Linked DNA regions of Homo sapiens: region 1 is linked to region 2. A link is a loop called in an ENCODE intact Hi-C map of the cell type or tissue named here. Cell type or tissue: K562. All regions are shown on one strand. Each heading gives the region's core, and the rest is flanking DNA. Links, peaks and the distances in the headings are about the cores only. Region 1 overlaps SLAMF1 (signaling lymphocytic activation molecule family member 1). Region 2 has its middle 27 kb from the start of LY9.

Region 1 (4,394 bases), core at 173-4,172, 140 kb before region 2:
TGGACACAATCAGATGTTTACAGAGTTGACCAAAGATACAGACAGTCTCAATGAATTCATAAAATGCAGCCTACAAGATCCAAAGGGGCCTCCAGCCTGATAGCTGGCAAGAAGTTGCCTTCTGGATTTGAAAAGATTCTTTTTCTCCTTAGGCCTTTCACACATCAAGTTAGCCCAAGGAATCTCACTGAACTGACTTTGCAAACACCTTGGTTATAGGTTCTATCCCCTAAATTAAATGTTTTAATTTTGCCAGATACCAACTTCAACAGTCTTATGCTCTGATTAAAAAAAAAAGTTAGGAGGCAGGCAGAGAGTTCTGAATTTGTATAAAGCATGACATTTTGAATCATTGCTGATGCTGGAGGAAGGAGCAGCTCCACTCTGAGTGACTTATGGTCACTGAGAACCCTCTGTGCAGGAGTGTGTGTGTGTGTGTGTGTGTGTGTGTGTATGTGTGTATGTGTGTGTTTGAGACAGATTGATTCATTCAAGGTTTATGATATCGACACTAGGAACCACTGGAGAAATCACTCTAATACTAGGATAAGAAGCAAAGCCAGTAGCCTGAACTTTGTGTTTCGTCAGCCTATGGAACTGATCCAGCAAACCATTATAGTAGCACTTACTATTTTGACTAGTTCCTCTTTCTTCTTCTATCATAGATACTTTGGGAACTTCCAATACAACAACTGATTTGAGAAGAAACACCCCCACCATTTATATCATTTTAAAAGATAATATTTCTTTCCAATTTCACTTGAGATTAAAAAAATAAAACCAACAGACAAAGTAGTACCTCTGAACTGGAAAATAAAAGACAAAACTGCACCAGTAATGCCTGGTGAGTCAGCCTCCTCTCCCTCGCGCCCGACGCCGGTTGCTCTGCTGCCCACCAACTCACAGAAACTAACGATGACTGGGTGCAGCACCAAGGCTTCAGGACATGACAACGCCGGCCCTCTCTATCTTTTCTAGGGTCTCTAGAGGATGAAAGCAATCTGCTACCTTTGTCCTATGACAAGCTTCTGCCAGTCCATCTAGATCTGAGAGACAAGTTGGCCATGGTCCTGAAAGATATTTCATAAACTCTAATTTTTTTCCTCATCTTTGGATACAAATATGAATCATAGACCTTTTTAACCTTAAGGGAACTATAGTATAGTGCTTATTTCACCCAACCCACTAATTTTATTTTGAGGACACTGAGACACAGACAGGAGTATCCAGAGTCATAGAAAAAGTCAGTGGCAGAGCTGGATAAGATGGGAACTGCAGATTTTGTGGTTTGTGCTTTAGCCTCTGGAGATGCGGTCCCCATAAAGAAGGCAGTAGTGATGTCAAAGCCCTTTTGACTCAAACCTTTTGAGTCAAAAGCCCTCTGAGCAGCCAACCCATCCTTCATCATCCTCCATCCAACACATGCTCATTCCTGGCCCCAGGCTCCACTCCATACTCTCCTTCCTGCTGCACCCTAAGCTGTCCACCATGCCTGCCTAGCCTTGATGCCCAGGCCAATCTTCCTTTCTTTGTGTCACCTTTCCTGACCATCCCAGCTCTTGTTCTTCCCTGTCCCTTGGACTCCTGCAGCACCTGTGGTTTATGTCATGTATCTTAGAACCTGAGTTTTGGCAACATCATCTTTACCATGCAGACCATTTTCAGTGATGGTATTTGGAGCCAGATAGATAAGTTCAAATTCTGGGTCTACCACTTGATAGCTCTGTGACTACAGATAAGCTACTCATACCCTCTGTGGCTTCAACTTCCTCATCTGTAAAATGAGCATAACAATAAGTTCACAGTGTTGTTCTGAGAAACCCATATAGTAATGTATGGAAAGTGCCTAGAGCAATATCTGGAATCCATCATGTGGTCAGTAAGTGTCAATTACTTCTGCTAGCCTCAATTCTCCAAATAGTTGCTAGGTTCTAGGAGGCCAGAGACCATCTCTTACACTACTTTAACAGCTCTCTTAGTACTCAGTACATAATAGAGTCTCAGTAAATTCTTGTTGATTGATTGGAAAGACAAGAAAATGAGTTTGATCTTAAGTCCAAAGGAGTCTCTTCACCAGTGTCCAGAGATGCTTCAGTCCCATCTGTTCTTTACTTATGGCTTAGTTTCCCTACCTGTATAGTAGGCCCAAGTATTTTTATACTTGGTGCTCATCCATTTGTTGCTATTCTTTAATTATATTTACATGGAAATCAAATGTCAGAGACCCCATGCTCTTAGAAATTTGGATAAGTATGAAAAAAGTGCTACTATTACAGTTTGTTCAGGTCAAGCTGCACATGATTTCTGTAATTTCTGGGAGTAATTTCCTCATGGTTCTCTAAGTCTTTGCTCCTATAACTCTGCTTGCTCTACTCTGTGCTTCCTTGGGTGCAAGGTTTAGTCACTTCATCAGTGATATGGTTTGGCCACGCCCCCACCCAAATCTCACCTTGAATTGTAATAATCCCCATGTGTCAAGGGTGGGGCCAGGTGGAGATAATTGAATCATGGGGTGGTTTCCCCCATGTTGTTCTCATGGGAGTGAATAAGTCTCACAAGATCTGATGGTTTTATAAATGGGAGCTCCCCTGCACAAACTCTCTTGCCTGCTGCCACGTAAGACATGATTTTGCTCCTCATTCGCCTTCAACCATGATTGTGAGGCCTCTCCAGCCATGTGGAACTATGAGCCAATTAAACCTCTTTCCTTTATAAATCACCCAGTCTCAGGTATGTCTTTATTGGCAGGATGAGAGCGGACTAATACAATCAGTTTCCACAAACAAACCAAAAAAACTTTTTTTTAAAAACTTACACCAATAATTTTGTGGGTTTAAGTTCTCTGCTGAAGATTGAAGGGTCCCAGGGAGCAAATTCCATTGTGAACCAGGCAGCTTTCACCACCTAGCAGGTTCAGACTCTCTCTTTCTCTTCCCATTTCTGCACAAGTATCATCTTCCTCCATTCTCATACAGAACCATCCAACCCACACCCAGATTCCTGGGGGGTCTCCACCTGCCTTCTAGCATTTATTAAGGTACTATCATAAACAAATACAATTCCTTTTCAAAGAGGAATTCTAGTAGCAGTTCCTTGATTATAATATGTTTCTTTAAATATTATATTTTTCTAGCTAGTAAGATGTAGAAGTCCCACTTTGATTGCAAATTCCATGAAGGTAGGCCCTGTACCTTATTCTTTATTTGTATCCTCCATTCCACCGGAAACAATATAGGGCAGGAGGGCACTCAATATGCACTCGATGAACTAAGTTAAATTAAATGAGAGTCCACAAAAATGGATCTAGAAAAAGACTGTCACGTAGCTTTCTGTTTAAAAATTACCAGAAGGAATGCAGGGTCACCTGCTGAATGGCCCAAGGCAGGAATCAAAGGGAAGGAGAAGTGACCCACTTGGCTTATACTTTACAATAACAAGATGGAGCCAGGAGGCAAGTGTGTGTCTGTGCCATCGGCGCTTCACCTGTGCTCCCATTTTCAAACCACCATTTCCTGTGGCAGAAGCTCCAGCTCTTCTTCTCTTTGCTCAGTCATGTAGTGAGGCCTCTCTGGATGGTGATGCTGAGAAATCAAAGTTGTCTTGGGGTCTAGAAGCTCCTGACTCCTTCATTCACAAAGAAATGCTACCTGAACATTTCTGAACCAGAGGTTTGGAACTCCCCCTACTCCCGAGGCTCTTAGAGGCGGCCGAGCAGGCTGGTCAATAACTCACATGCCATTTGGGAAGAGTGCTTTGCTCGAGTCTCCACCCTGGGCCCTCTCCACCTATTGTCTGTGGTTTAAACGTGATAACTTGGCAGACAGTCACACATCCAAGGAAAAAGCCAGAGGGCGTTTTTTTTCTTGTCTCTGAAAGTGTTGTCACAGAAACACAGAAGCGTGTCTCTCTCTCTCTCTCTCTTCTCAAGTCCCAAAATCTTATTATTAATATTTTTTTTAGGGAAGATGAAAAAGAAAACTAAAAAGAATCTGAGAAACAAATGCAGTTCACCTAGGAGATACTGCGACGTTAGCGTAACGGTGGGAGCGTGCCGGATCTCCTTCCTGCCTTTCATGTGGTTCTGTCAGCAAAGGCTGCCATCTTCAAGAGATACATTCTTGTTCGTGGCAGTTTCCATTCAGAACTGGGGGTGGGGAAGGATCCTCATGAACCATATACTAATTTAAGTTCTGGGACCATCCAAGTAAACATTTTTACGGAGTTCACAGCTTCCAGAAAAATCACTTACAACCTGCCTATCCCACCCAGCATTGCAGAGGCTACTAGCTCCAGTGAGATTGCGCTCATGCTTTCGTGGTAATACGAGTCTTTTCTGGGCATGTAGCTGCTCAGCTAGGAGCTATGTGTCTCAGCTTCCCTTATAGCGGGTGTGG
Region 2 (4,394 bases), core at 66-4,065:
AGGTCCTCGATAGATGTGTGATGCCTGCCCTCATTGGTGAGGGCAATCTTCTTTACTTCATCTACTGATTCCAATGCTGATGACCTCTGAAAACACCCAGCAACAATATTTTATCTGGTATCTGAGCATCCCTTAGCCCAGTCAAGTTGACACATAAAATTTACCATGACAAGGACCAAGAGTTGTTTTCCCTCTGCCAAGGTAGATCCTGTATAAGGCAGGGACAGCCGCATGGGATAGCTTCCAGAAGGGACAATCCTGGAGCTGAGTTAGTCTGGGAAGAAAGCAAACAAGATGAGGACAGGGAGAGATGAAGGTGAGGCCCAGAGGCTAACCACTAAGATCTCCACTTCAAAGATGGGCAGACAGCAAGGCAAGTGGTTGAGGCAGTTAAGAGGAGACATTGGTGTGGATCCTGGCTCTACTTTAGGGCTGAGGCTACCTAAAGTTTTTGCTTTTGCTCTTCCATGCATACCACCTCCATCCCAAACAAGGCAGAATAAAAAACCAGGGGTGAGCTGGCTTAGAGCACCAGGAAAACGAAAGGAAAGGATGTGTAATTAAAAAGGGGAAAAAGAAGAAAAAACCCATGCTACCCACAGTGGTTAGTCACTAATCTGCATTACTTTCACCACACTGAAAACTTGGAGAGGAGAGAGGAAGAGATACAGAGAGGGGAGGGGGGAGAGAGAGAGAGAGAGAGAGAGAGAGAGAGAGAAAGAGATAGAGAAAGAGAGAGAGAAAGAGAAAAGCAACTCTGGACGTCATGTATCTTCTCTTAGTCCTATGACCATGAGCAAAATGCTTAGTTTCTTGGAACCTCAGTTTTCTCTTCTATAAAATGTGAAAGATACTTTCTACCTCATAGGATTGTAGTGAGATTAAAGGTAAAGATAATCATACACGTAAAGTGTTCAGCAGAGTATAACATCACAGTCCTTCGACAGAAGTTACCTCATCATAAAGAGACTACTGGCTAATTATATAGATTCCATTCAGAACTGAGCCTCTAGAACTTTAAGTATAAAGAGTAACTGAAGACCTGAGAATAGCAGTTAATCATATCATTATAAAGTTGAGGCATATAATAAGAGGCAGCTGACCAGTGCTCACAGATCAAGCAAAGTAGCAAACACTCCCCTCTGTGTCATTCACTCATTCACGCCACCCTTACAGAAGGCTTGTCAGCTATAAGGCTCTGAGCTGTTCCTCCCCTCACTCCTCCGGTGCTCTTTCTAGCTCCTCCTCTTTGCTGTGTTCTCCATGTTCCCTCCCAGTCACTTGCATGCTGGGACCTGTGCATCTCCCCAGGAGCAGAAGCAAGCCTTGCTGAGTCAGGCTGCTAAACGGACTTTCTGGTTCTGGAGGTTCTGCAGGCCCAACTGTCCTGTGGGTACAACTCTGCCTGTCTCCTCCTGGTCAGTTAGGGACCTAGCACAATCCCTCTGATTGCTTGGCTCTGTGGAGAGCCTGTTCCCTGCTCCCATCTCACTTGGACCCAGTGAATTTCATTCATTTCCTGCTTTGCCTGGTCCCTGGATCTGTCTGATGCCTACTGGTCAAGCCCTGGTCTGACTTCCTACCCAGCCTCATACCCTCCAATCCAGGCAGCCTCCTCGCCACTATGACAACCGTAGGGTCTGGAAGGCCCCATGGGAATGTAAGCTTCATAAACGGAGGGAATTTTTGTCTGTTTCCTTCACTTTTCTCTTCCCAGACCTAAATCAGTCCCAAACATCTATTTAAAACTTACACAGAGAATTTTGGAGCTGGAAGAGACTCTAAGGATCATGTAGTCTAACTCCCTCATCTCAGAGAGAGAAAATGAAAGCAAGGTCACAATGCAGGCTGATGGTGACAGGATCCTCCAAGCCACACAGCAAGCCCTGGGTTAGCTCACTGCTGCCTCCTCTTGGCCCAGCTGGCAAACCATGCACATATTCAGCAATTTTACTAGTCTGTTTCTTGTTTTGTTGTCTGTTTTTCAATAAAATATAGAACCTTATGAAAATACCTGCACATTAAGCTTCATGAACACTGAGGAAAACACACAGTATTTCCTCTTCTTCTTCTTCTTCTTTTTTTTTTTTTTTTGAGATGGAGTCTCACTCTGTTGCCCAGGCAGGAGTGCAGTGGTGCAATCTTGGCTCACTGCAACCTTCATCTCCTAGGTTCAAGCAATTCTCCTCCCTTAGCCTCCTGAGTAGCTGAGGAGCTGGGATTACAGGTGTGCACCACTACACCCAGCTAAATTTTGTATTTTTAGTAGAAATGGGATTTCACCATGTTGGCCAGCTGGTCTCAAACTTCTGACCTCAGGGGATCCACCTGCCTCAGCCTCCCAAAGTGCTGGGATTACAGGCATGAGCCACCGCACCCGGCCTTACACACAGTATTTCTGTAGAGTAAAACTGTTGAATGGAATCTGCTTCTTAAAGTCTTCTAAGGGAAGAATATTGAGGTAACATAATCTGAATGAGAGTCTAAAAAGAATACAAGGAAAAGAATAGCTTAGAAGGCAAAATATAAGGCTGTATGAATAGAAAGGAAATAGATACCCCTGAATTTTGTGTCCATTTTTCAATTTCCTTATTGCTTCGAAATTTAAAATAAACATCAGCAGGGATGTGAACTCTCCCTAGCCAAACCCAGAACTGTGGGAAAGGCAAACAGCAATGGATAGGTTGCTTCTCTCACAGAGACTTTCATTCATTCATTCTGTTTTTGTTTTTGTTTTACATTCACTTACTCTGTAAGACAAAGTAGCAAACATAAGAGGCCATGTTTGCTCATTCAGCTGCCAGCAGAATTTCACAAAGCCCCTGACTCAGTGACTGAGGACAGCCCTTCGGAAGGATGCCCTGAAGATGATAAGAAGGATGGAGCCCAGGTTACCACATCTCTTACCTAAATCACTGCATTTTTAGAAAAGATAAATTCAATGATCCTGGCCTTTGTCTTTTTGCTGTACATAAGATAATGGTTGACAGGATTAATCATTATGCCTCTGTAATCTATAACTAGATGTACCCTTGCACCCAAACTTTGGTGAAATTTTGCTCTTACATAACTTTTGAGCACAGGCAGAATGACTGTCACCTTATGTATAAGCTGTAGGCTGAAACACTGCTTTGGAGCAGTCTAACAGAAACTCTCCGAAAGACTCTCCTGGGTTGCCAACCTCAGTAAGACTAAATAAAACTCACTTTAATTCTTTAAAAACTTGGCTTTTCTTTAGTTGACAAGTGTTTCAGCAAGTATTTAGTGAGCACCAACTATGTGCTATGGCCAAGAAGCAGGGATGGATAAAGCATGACCCCTAACTTCAAAGAGCTCACAACCGATGGAAAAACAAATGGGTCAAGAAGCAACTTGACACAGATTGAGCCAGATGGAGAAAGGTCAATGAGTCCCCTCGAGGAGAAAGAAAAGCAAGGTCATAACACAGAGACATGTGTAGTGACCGTGGGGCTTTAATGGCTGTACTTTGGGGTGTGGAGAGAGTGGGTAAAACTACAGAGATGCCAGATTGTAGCAATCTGTTTACTTTTCGGCTAAGAAAAATGAAGGGGGCTTTTCCAACAATTTGTTTTTGCATAGTCTGAACTGTCAACTTACTCTTTCATAGGGTGGTAATCGATCTGCTCCTAAGGGTCATTAGTCGTTTCCTCCTCTTTCAACCTGTTCTCACCTCCTCCTGTCACACAGCAAGGGCATCTGGCAGCACCAAGGCAGGAAGCCTTCAGATACATACAGTTCATACTTCACACCTAAAACAATTTCCAGTAGACACTCACTTCCCTGGCTTTTTGTGGGTAAGTGGCAGGATTTGAGCTCTTCTCTTCTAGTGCAATCTCAGAGCTTTCAGTATCTTGGGACCTTTTCCAGCAGGCATTAGCTTCTCTATCTTGGGACCCTTTCCAGCAGGCATTAGCTTCTCATTTTGCTACCCCGAAGTTAGGGGCCAGGAGATGAAGCATTCCACTCCTACAAAATGCTGGTGACTTGAAGAGCTCAAAAACAGGCATTGTACTAATTCTTCCTTCTCCTTCACATTCAGACGGCAGGCTGCCGCCCAAGAGTTAAGGGGTTCTGGTTCTCTTCAGACGCAAAGAGTGAATAGTGCTCTGTGGCAGAGGTTTGTATTTATACGTCTATGCCTTTAACAATGGTGCATTTGCTCTCAGGATCATGCTACCTGGAGTCCCTGAATGACAGTTGTCTGGAATAACAAGCAAGATCACTGACAGCCCCAGAACTGCTTCCCTAGCTATGAAATTTTGTTATATCTGTAAATAAGCATAAATATTAACTAGTCAGTAATGTTGAATTTTGTTGAATGTATAATTGGACCTAGATTTGGAGAAAAGATATTCAACTCTAATTTTGTTTCA

What was found. Peaks named below come from ENCODE experiments on the same cell type or tissue, not always from the same donor. Only the 100,000 strongest peaks of a DNase experiment are listed, where the experiment ranks them.
Region 1: it touches region 2 in a loop (2.1-fold over the local background); 6 of 110 quality-filtered maps call a loop at or near these places.

The regions. Positions count from the first base shown.
Region 1 is chr1:160,625,402-160,629,795 of GRCh38, forward strand. The region is part of intron 3 of SLAMF1 (signaling lymphocytic activation molecule family member 1); the gene reads right to left. Among named protein-coding and RNA genes, the nearest start is that of SLAMF1, 19 kb to the right of the region's middle. RefSeq lists enhancers at 1,899-1,948, 4,259-4,348. In K562, for the core only: no CTCF peak of the experiment used is centred there; DNase peaks (open chromatin) are centred at 900 and 1,790.
Region 2 is chr1:160,766,606-160,770,999 of GRCh38, forward strand. No RefSeq gene overlaps it. Among named protein-coding and RNA genes, the nearest start is that of LY9, 27 kb to the right of the region's middle. RefSeq lists enhancers at 1,338-1,387, 1,418-1,867. In K562, for the core only: a CTCF peak has its summit at 1,904; a DNase peak (open chromatin) is centred at 1,876.